Regions from separate parts of the Homo sapiens genome. Here region 2 is linked to region 1. A link is an interaction called in ENCODE POLR2A ChIA-PET data of the cell type or tissue named here. Cell type or tissue: OCI-LY7. All regions are shown on one strand. Each heading gives the region's core, and the rest is flanking DNA. Links, peaks and the distances in the headings are about the cores only. Region 1 has its middle 18 kb from the start of KLF13. Region 2 has its middle 91 kb from the start of KLF13.

Region 1 (5,324 bases), core at 325-5,324:
GAAAGTCAGCTGCTGACATCACAACACTTTGCCCTACACATTTGCAAAAAAGGAGGACTTGCTCTTGGATAGCCGCAGAGCCTGTATTGGACTGAAGAACTTTATTGTTAATCTATGAATATTGTATAATATGCAGACCATATTTACATTTTTGCAATGGACTCTTAATCTCTTTTCTATCCAAATAGCTCCTTTTTTTTTTTTTTTTTTTTTTTGAGATGGAGTCTTACTCTGTCACCCAGGCTGGAGTGCAGTGGCGTGATCTTGGCTCACTGCAACCTCCGCCTCCCAGGTTCAAGCAATTCTCCCACCTCAGTCTTCTGAGGAGCTGGGATTACAGGCGCCTGCCACCACGCCTGGCTGATTTTTGTACTTTTAGTAGAGACGGGGTTTCACCATGTTGACCAGGCTGCTCTCAAACTCCTGACCTCCAGTGATCTGCCTGCCTTGGCCTCCCAGAGTGTTGGGATTATAGGCGTGAGCCACTGAGCCTGGCTTAAATATTGCTTCTTTATCAACCAAACTGAGATCTCTGTCTTCAGAATGCTGCACTCTCACCCTGGTCATACCCCATGTTAGGGCTTTTCTGGAGCCTACCCACCTCTTCGGGGTGTGTTGGGAGAGTGCCGGTGAGGGTGGAGAAGGGAGCTGCAGGGACCAGAACATTTCATCCTCTCACTGCCACCGTTGTCTGTAAAGATACAGCTAAGCTCTGACAAAGGCACCGTTGGTTTTCCTGCCCTTTAAGAAGTTTGCTTCCAGGACCACAGACCTCCAGCCCCACTCTCAGCGACCCTAGGCCATGGGGCTGTTCTCAGGCTCACAGCCATCTGTAGCCCTGCCCCCACCCAGTCACCCTCCCATCCTTTCTTAGAGATAAGACAAAAAAAGAGTACCCCTCGTCTTCCCCCAGTGTGCTCTCCAGAAGGCAGGGGGTTATGTCTGGAAGAAATTGGTGATTACTAGGAAATCGTCTACATTTGTCCACCCATCATGACACCAAGCACTCAGGCTTCTCAGGCTCCTGTCTCATCCCCACAGATTGAATTTGGTCCCCACATCCCCAAATTTATGTGTTGAGGCCCCAACCCCCAGTGTGACGGTGGCCTTTGGGAGGTGATTAGGTCATGAGTGCGGAGTCTTCAGGATAGCATTAGTGACCTTTTTTTTTTTTGAGATGGAGTCTTGCTCTATCACCCAGGCTGGAGTGCAGTGGCACAATCATAGCTCAATGAAACCTCTACTTCCTGTGTTCAAGCAATTCTCCTGCCTCAGCCTCCCGAGTAGCTGGAATTGCAGACGCCCACCACCAGACCCGGCTAATTTTTGTGATTTTAGTAGAGTTGGGGTTTCGCCATGTTGGCCAGGCTGGTCTCGAACTCCTGACCTCAGGTGATCCACCTGCCTCAGCCTCCCAAAGTGCTGGGATTACAGGCATGAGTCACCGTGCCCAGCTGGATTCGTGACTTTTTAAGAAGAGAGGGAGGAGAGAGAAGAGAGAGAGAGAACATCTCCACCATGTGCGGTAACAGGAGGAAGACGGCCATCTCCATGCCAGGGAGAAAGCCCGCTGCTGGCGCCTGGATCTTGGACTTCCCAGCCCCAGAACAGTGAGAAATAAGCCACCCAGTCTGTGCTATTTTGTAATAGCCTCCTGAGCTGATAAGACACTCCATGATGCAGGAATTAGGCCCCCTGCACAGGAGGGAAACCTGCTGCAAGAGACACAGTGGGCCACACAAAGCCACGCCCGGGACCTATGTTGGAGCCTGTTGATCTGTTAGATCAGTTGACAGCCAGTTAAACAAACAGGGGTCTCCCATCATAAGAGGTTGGCAGGTGGGCCTTCCCAGGGCCAGGGAAGTGGCTCAGGGGTGCCCACAGGGACCCGGCTCCTCTACCATCCTTAAAGTGTTGGCTTTCTGCTCTAGAGACACTTGTCACTGCTCCAGGTCTGCAGCTGGAGTCAGAAGCCCGGGGAGGCTGGTAGAAGCCAGCAACCTGTGCCCTCCGTAAGAAGAAGCTGCTTTTCCAGAAGACTTCTGCTTCACTTTACTGGCCACAGGGTGCTTGTCCCCGCCAGCACTGGGGGAGATGGGGGAAGCAAGTTTCTGACCTGGCAGCTCTTGTAGGGGAGGTGGCACCGGAGAGTGGCTGGGCACATCCATTGGATCAGCCCATCCAGTGTGGGCCACCCCCGGGGTCTTATTACAGACCCTGAATTCTGACTCAGTTGCATAACTTGGGACAATTTGGGGAACTCATTCAAATTCCAAGTGCCCTTTAAGGTTTAATTGGATACGTAGCAAATGAGCATGCTCTGAGGTGTGGGTTTTTGCTTTCCCAGTAGTGGGGGAGCAGAGGATGAAATGTTTCTAATTCCACAACTCCCTTCTGCCTCTCTGAGATGTCCCAGGGTTTTCCTGGTGAGAATTGTTAGCCTGTGTGTCCGAGGGTTTTCAAGCTCACTGTAAGCTTGATCAAGGCAGCTCTGACCCCCAAAAGCTTCCTCGCAGGTGCGATGGGGGAGTCCCTGGGACCTAAAAGGAGGGCAAGCACCGGTCCTTCTCCCCACAGCCTGCAGCTGGCTCTGTCTTCCCCCACAAGCTGAATGGTTGTGCAGCAGGGGTGCAGGCAGGGGAGGGTGGGGCCCAGGCAAGGGCTCAGCTCCTCCTGGGCTGTGACACTGAGGTCCCGCCCACAGCTCTCCTGCTGGCCCGGCCCACCTGCAGCCTCTCCTTGGGGTCTTCCCCACACCTCCCTTTCTTGTTGAGGCTGCTGGGCCTTTCTCCTCCTGAGCTCTGGCTTCTGCACCTGCTGCATGTTGATCCTTCCCACAGCCCTGTTTCCTAGTCATAGTGTCACCTCCAGCTGGGCCAACCTTTCCCCTGGGGGCTGTGCTCCTGGCTCCTCAGAGGACACACCTCTACCCCAGTCCACTGGGTGCATCATGGACTCCTTTGACCTCCCTCTGGTTGGTTTTGGACTTCAGGGAGTCCCAGCAGGAGATCCCCGGGAGAAAGAAGGAGGGAGCCTCCCCCAGAGTCTCTGCAGGTGGGCTGTGTCCCTCAGGAGCAGGCGGTGGCTTTCAGGGCTCCTCTCCTCATGCTGTTTGCAGGTTTGCTGCACAGCCTTCCCACCCCAGGGTGACTCAGTGGTAATGGCCCCCTTCCCTGCTCTGATCTCTGGAGGGGATGGCCTTCAACACAGCTTTTCCTACACAGTTCCTGTCTCTGTCAAGGCCTCAGGAAAGGCCGCTGCCTGCGGGTGTGCGGAGGCCTTCGCATCTGTGACTGGCACGGCCCTAGCCCCTTCAGGTGAGCCAGAGGCAAGCACTAGTTAAGACTTTCTCCTGTAAGTCAGAGTAGCGACAACATTTGCATTTGGAATACAGTCGTGAAGTTAATTTAGTTTCATGAGCGCTGGCTGAATGCAGGCACTGAGGTGGAGCTTCTGGGCTAGGTACCAGGTGCCAAAATGCAGGTGCTCACAGCCGGGACACAGGACCATGCATGGAGAGAAGGCAGCAGGGCTCAGGAGGAGCTTCTGGGGAAGAGGAGGGGTGCACAGGGCTCGGTGGGCTAACAGGAGTTTGTGGATCCATAAAAGACACAAGGGAGTGGTATGTAATGGACACAGCCCCAGGACCAGTGAGGAAGGGGGAAGTGCTCCACAAGGAAGGGGAGGCCACTGACGGCAGGCACCCCAGGGACGCAGCGAGGGCGGAGGGCACTGTGCTTGCCGCCAAGGCAGCTGGATGCTGTGGCAAGGCCATTGAGGAGAGAGAGAAAGGACTGAGAAGCTCAGAAGGGAAAGGGGAAAGGGCCAGGGGAAACTCTGGGACCGCTGTGAGAAGCATGCCCCGAGGGGCCGGGACCTTCAAACCTCGGCTCTGCTGTGTGATACTGGGCTGGCTAGTGAACCTCTCTGAGCCTGTTTCCCCATTTGAAGAGTAAGAAAAACACCTGTTGTGAGCGAAGCATCAAATAATGCAATGCTGCAGCGTGGGCGCCGCACGCTTGGGGTTTGTGGTTTTCTTCCCTCTTCCAGCCTACACTGGTGACCTTGGAGTCCTCACCTCGCCATGGCCAGCCCCAGGCCATCCCCCCAGGCCCTTTGGGAACCAGGCAAGTTTCCCCCACCACCCACCCCACCCCTCACAATGTGTTCTGGATGATGCCCAGGGCCTCGGGGTCTGCCCCTGGCTGTGTCCTAGCAAAGGCATCAGGCGCGGCGCAGAGCCTCGAGGCAGCCGCGGTGCAGGGAGCAGGTGCTGGCAGCTGCCGTCAGCCCCACAATGTGGCTTTTGTCGGCCGGGGTAGCTGTGGAGCCCAGGAACAACCAATGTCGGGGAACAATTCCCAAGGCTCAGCCTGAGCGAGGCTGCAGCTCTCAACAAAGCCACCGAGAGCCGTTGGGCAGGCGCTTTTGTCATGCAAATACAGGCGGGGGACCGGCGCACTCCCCTGCATGCTAACCACTTTGTGATTCAGAGGAAGCCAGGGCCCTCCCGGGAAAGGCGGTGGCTCCTAGCTTCCCTGGGCCTGCCCTGCCTCTCCCATTGTCCTCTCCTGCACCCGGCTTGGTGAGCATCATGCTGGGCCTGGGACGCAGGCCCGGAGGCTCAGAACTCACAGTCTGACCAGGAAAGATGCAGAGGCTGGAGGACATCACCCCAAAGTGTGCAGCTGGCCTGGAAGAAGGAGACTGGGGAGCTGGGAGAGGGCTGAGCGAGGAGACCCCTCCGAGCAAGCCAAGCTCCCAAGTTCGGACCAGCCAGCCCGGCTGAGGACAGCATCTCATGGGGGAGAGCCTCAGGGGCAGAAGGACTGTGCATCCCAAGGCCCCAATGGGGTGGCCGGTGACTGGTTCCAGGAGAGCCTGGCTGGTGTGAGGAGGGCCAGTCTGCGGGCTCCTGGTGCACAAGGCTTGCATGCTTGAATGGGGCTTGGAGAACAGGTCAAGGGTCCAGGCCCTCTGGGCGGGGCAGGTGCCCCAGGGCTGGGCCTGTGTGCCCTTAGGAAAGGGCCTGACAGGGGCCTGGAGACTCAGGGTCCATCCCGACCCCACCCCACCAGCCCAGATGGCTATTTGGCATGTTGCTGAGTTTTTCTGAGCATCTGTGTGCTTATCTGTAAAACCAGCATCGGAATAAGCTCCATTTTAGGGCCACGGTGAGACGAAATAAAATAATCCAGATAAAATGTTGAGTTCAGTGTTCAGCATGTACTAGGCTCACAATGGATGATATCAACGGACAGCAATTTGCAAAAATTTCCAAACTTAGAAATGCAGATACTAATTTCCCAATAATGCTACTTCTA
Region 2 (5,313 bases), core at 314-5,313, 110 kb before region 1:
AATCCCTTTGTCACCAGATATCATGAGGGTCATCAGCTCCTGCTGTAGTCTTTTGCCCACAGGATTCTGGGCAGCACCCCCACTCAGCTCGGCTCTTTTATGGGTGGCGACGACACTAGTGGCTGCTGGGTTATGGTCTTGGGAGACCACTTGGCTGCCTTCTCCTTCATTTTTGAAGAACAGTTTTGTTGGTTATAATATTCTTGGTTGACAAAAGGTTTTTTTCTTCCAGCACTTTGAATATAACATCTCACTCCTTTCCAGCCTATAATGTTTCTGCTGAGAAATCAGCTGATAATCTTACAGTAGCTCCCTTGTACATACAAGTGGCTTTTCTCTTGCTATTTTCAAGACTCTCTCTTTATCCTTGACTTCTGATACATCAAACTGTCCTTGATAGTTTGATTACAATATGTCTCAGTGTGGGCATCTTTGGGTTCTTCTTTGTCAGCATCCTTCGAGCTTCTAGAATTTGGATGTCCATTTTCTTCCTTAGATTTGGAAGTTTGGGCCATTATTTCTTCAAATAAGCTCTCTGCCCTTTGCTCTCTTTCTTCTTTTTAACTCCTATAACATGTATATTGATAGGCTTGATGATTTTTCATAAGTCCCTTATGCTTTCTTCACTTTTACTAATCCTTTATTCTTTTTGTTCCTGTGACTTGATCATTTCAAATTATCTGTCTTCAACTTCACTGATTCTTTGTTCTGCTTGATCAAGTTGTCTATTGAACCCTTCTAGCGAATTTTATAATTCAGTTATTGCAATCTTCGGCTCTGGAATTTCTATTTGTTTTTTCTTCCTTAGTTTTTGTCTCTTTGATCATATTGTCACTTTGTTAATGCATTGTTTTCTGGATTTGTTTTTAGTTGTCTATCTGTGTACTCTTGTATCACATTGAAGTTCTTTAAGACAATTATTTTGAATTCTTTTTCAGGTCATTAATTGATCTCTTTGTTTAAGGTCAGTTCCTGGATATTTATTTTGTTCCTTTGGGCCATTTTTCCCTATTTCTTCACATGCCTTATTATTTTTTACTGGGATTTGTGCTTTTGAAAAACAGGCAACTCTTCAGTCTTTGTGGCCTGGCTTTATACAAGGAATGATCTTCACTAGTCACCCAGCTAGGGATTCTGGGGGCCTCTCAAGCCTTTTCTGGGGGGATGCACCATGAAATACACCAGCTCCTCATTTGCCTTCCACCATGATTGTATGCATCTTGAGGCCCTCACCAGAAGCAGATGCCAGCACCAAGCTTCCTGTACAGCTGCAGAACTGTGAGCCAATTAGATCTCCTTTCTTATTTATGTTTGTATATATGTATGTATTTTTAGAGACAGGGTCTCTCTATGTTGCCCAGGCTGGTCTCAGACTCCTGAGCACAAGGGATCTTCTAGCCTTGGTCTCCCAAAGTGCTAGGATCACAGATGTGAGCCACCACACCAAACCTAAATATTTTTTCATTATAAATTACTCATTCTTGAGTATTTCTTTATAGCAACACAAAAATGGACTGATACATAAATCCTGCTAGGAAAGCCATGGTAGCTTTGTATAAAAATTTTTGTAGAAAAAATTTTCTTACTGATTAAATTTATTTAGTACTATTTCTACTGTGTTTGTTTCTGTAATTAGCATTTTTTCAGTTAACTATCTTTCACAGTTTTGTGGTGTTGAGTTGTTCAGTATGTCCTCTACTTTTCATATTATTATTTGTGGGATTGATAGTGATAGTCCTCTTTCATTCTTGATAGTGTTATTTGTGCACTCTTTGTTTTTGTCCTTGAACACTGTTACTAAAGTATATCATCTCATTAATTTTTGCAAAGAAGCAACTTTTGGTTTGGTCAATTCCTTTTATTTATGTTTGTTTTCTATGTCATTAATTTCTGTTCTTGTCATCCCTGTGTCTTTCACTCTACTTTCTTTAGATTTAATATACTTTTTCTCTGATTTCTTCAAATGGATATTTTGTTTTCCTAATTTCTTCAAATAGATAATCGCTCTTTCAGCCTTTATTCTCTCTTTTTATGTTTGAAGGCTAAAAAAAATCCTCTAAAGTACAACTTTAGCTGCTTCCAACAAGATTTGATATACAGTATATGGAGAGCTTTTATGTAATTAAGTGTAAATTTTTAATTACAGTTCTTCTTTAAACCTTGAGTTACTTAGAAGTAAAGCTCTGTCATAGGCTCTATTTTGTCTTTTTATATATAGAGGTGGGTTTTGGTTAGTGTTTGCACAGTAAATCTTTTTTAGTTCTCTTATTCACAAGCTCCCTGTATCCTTGTGTGTTGAATGTGCACTTTGTCATTTAAAAAAAAGGTAAAGTTTGTTAGGTTTTTAATACACTTTAACAAACTTTTTACTTTAATTGGATCATTTAATATTGTCTTAGTCCATTTTGTGCTGCTGTAACAGAATACCAGAAAGCCGGGCGCAGTGGCTCATGCCTGTAATCCCAGCATTTTGGGAGGCTGAGGCAGGCAGATCACCTAAGGTCAGGAGTTCCAGACCAGCCGGACCATATAATATGATGAAACCCTGTCTCTACTAAAAATACAAAAATTAGCAAAGCATGGTGGTATGCGCCTGTAATCCCAGCTACTCGGGAGGCTGAGACAGGAGAATCCCTTGAACCTGGGAGATGGAGGTTGCAGTGAGCCGAGATCGCACCATTGCACTCCAGCCTGGGCAACAAAACCAAAACTCTGTTTTAAAAAAAAGGAAAAAAAAGACAGAATACCAGAGACTAGATAATTTATTTTATTTTATTTTATTTGAGACAGAGTCTCACTCTGTCACCCAGGCTCAAGTGCAGTGGCATGATCTCAGCTCACTGCAACCTCTGCCTCCCGGGTTCAAGCAATTCTCATGCCTCAGCCTTCTGAGTAGCTGGGATTACAGGCGCACACCATGATGCCTGGCTAATTTTTGTATTTTTAGTAGAGATGGGGTTTCACCATGTTGGCCAGGCTGTTCTTGAACTCCTGACCTCAAGTGATCCTCCCATCTCGGCCTCCCAAAGTGCTGGGGATTACAGCCATGAGCCACTGTGCCCGGCCTAGATAATTTATTTTAAAAAGAAATTTATTTCTCATAGTTCTGGAGGCTTGGAAGTCCAAGATCAAGGGGTCAGCATCTTGTGATTGCCTTTTTGCTGCTTCATAATGTGGTAGAAGGCATCACATGGATGAGAGAGGGAGAAGGGGGCAAACCAAACTCATCCTTTTGTAAGGAACCCACTTTCATGATAACTAATCACGATAATTACTCATAACATTGCCATTAATTCATGTATTAGGGCAGAGCACTCCATAACCTAATCACCTCTTAAAGGCTCCACCTCTCAATGCTTTACATTGGGGAGTAAGTTTCCAACACATGAACTTTGAGGGACACATTCGAACTCTAGGAAACATATTAACAGTTCATGACAAAGCAAACATGCAACACACAAGTTAATGAAATTTCTAATATATCTCAATTTAAAGCTACCATCTCAATGATGCTATTTGTCTCATTTGTTCTATGTTAATTTTTCTCTCTTTTCTTGATTCCTTTGAGAGTATTTTGGTCCATTTTTCCTTTCACTATTAAGTATGATATTTGATATGGGTGTTTTATAAATGCCTTTATCTAATTAAAGAAGTTTCCTTGTTTTTAGTTTGGTAAGTGTTTTTCTCAAGAAAAGGTGTTGGAGTTTTTCAAATGATTTTTGAGATGTTCATGTAATTTTTGGTTTTTAATCTATTGTGTGATGTATTACATTAATTATTTTTAAAATGTTAAGTCAACCTTACATCTCTGCTGTAAATATCACTTGGTCATGGTGTATAATTCTTTTTATATATTGCTGAATTTGGTTTGCTATTATTTTGTTTAGAATTTTTTATATCTGTATTCATAACAGATATTGCTCTGTAGTTTTCTTGTAATGTCTTCTGTGGTATTTGTATAAGGATAATAATGGCTTCATAATGAGTTGGAGAGTGTTCCCACCCCTTTTTTAATGTGAGATATTAGCATTAATTCTCCTTTAAATGCTTGGTAGAATTCAGTGATGAAGTATTCTGGGCCTAAGATTTTCTTAGTGGGTAGTTTTTTATTACTTTGCTTCTTATAGGTATATTCGGATTGTTTATTTCTTGTGTAATCAGTTTTGGTAGTTTGTATCTTTCTAGAAATTTGTCAGTTTTATCTAATTTGTTGTTACGTAACTTGTTGGCATACAATTGTTCATAGCATTTCTTTAAAATCCCTTTTACTTCTGTAAAGTCGGTAGTAATGTCTCCTCTTTTATTCCTGATTCTAGTAATTTGAGCCCTCTTTTTTTTTCTTGTTCAACCTAGAAGCTGAAAATTTCAACCTAAAAATTAAATATTTATCAATTTTGTAGATGTTTATAAAGAACCAGCTTTTGGTTTTATCAATTTTTTCTATTATTTTTATTGTCCATCTATTGTTTTTTATTCTCTATTTCATTGATTTCTATTCTAATCTTTATTATTTTCTTCCTTTGGCTTGCTTTGGGTTTAGTTTCCAGTCTCTTAAGGTGAAAGGTTAGAGTATTGATTTAAGATCTTTTTTCTTTTTTAACATAGGTATTTACAGCTATAAATTTCCCTCTAAGCACTGCTTTACTCGCATTCCTTTACTTTGGGGATGTCGTATCTTCGTTTTCACTCACATCAATCTATTTTCTGACTTCCCTTTTTATTTTTTCTTTGTCCTATTGGTTATTCAGGAGTGTTTTGTAAAATTTCCACATATCTCTGAGTTTACCAAATTATTTTCCTGCTATAAATTTCTAATTTCATTCCATTGTGGTCAGAGAACATATTTTGTATTATTTCAATTCTGTTAAATTTATTGAGGTATGCTTTATGGTTTAGCATATGGTCTGGAGAATGTTTTATGTACACTTGAGAAGAGTATGCATTTTGTCATAATTCAGTGGAATGTTCTGTCTTAGTTCATTTGTGTTGCTATAAAGGAATACCTTAGGCTGGATGATTTATAAAGAAAGGAGTTTTATTTAGCTCATGGTTCTGCAGGCTTTACAAGAAACATGGTACCAACATCTACTTCTGGTGAGAGCTATAGGCTGCTTTCACTCATGGACTCACGGCAGAAGGCAAAGGGGAGCGGACGTGTACAGAGATCACATGGCAAGAGAATGGAAGCAACAGAGAGGGGAGGAAGGGAAGTGCCAGATTATTTTAAACAACTAGCTCCCATGGGAACTCATAGAATAAGAACTCAGTCATTAATATGAGGATAGCACCAAGACATTCATGAAGGATATACCT

What was found. Peaks named below come from ENCODE experiments on the same cell type or tissue, not always from the same donor. Only the 100,000 strongest peaks of a DNase experiment are listed, where the experiment ranks them.
Region 2: POLR2A ChIA-PET joins it to region 1 with 5 read pairs; 4 of 35 experiments call an interaction of 5 or more read pairs at or near these places.

The regions. Positions count from the first base shown.
Region 1 is chr15:31,305,820-31,311,143 of GRCh38, reverse strand. No RefSeq gene overlaps it. Among named protein-coding and RNA genes, the nearest start is that of KLF13, 18 kb to the left of the region's middle. RefSeq lists enhancers at 3,786-4,371, 3,139-5,324. In OCI-LY7, for the core only: no CTCF peak of the experiment used is centred there; DNase peaks (open chromatin) are centred at 2,663, 3,423, 3,973 and 4,413; H3K4me3 peaks cover 3,374 bases; H3K27ac peaks cover 3,716 bases.
Region 2 is chr15:31,414,965-31,420,277 of GRCh38, reverse strand. It overlaps a transcript of KLF13 not described here and the pseudogene UBE2CP4. Among named protein-coding and RNA genes, the nearest start is that of KLF13, 91 kb to the right of the region's middle. In OCI-LY7, for the core only: no CTCF peak of the experiment used is centred there; no DNase peak of the experiment used is centred there.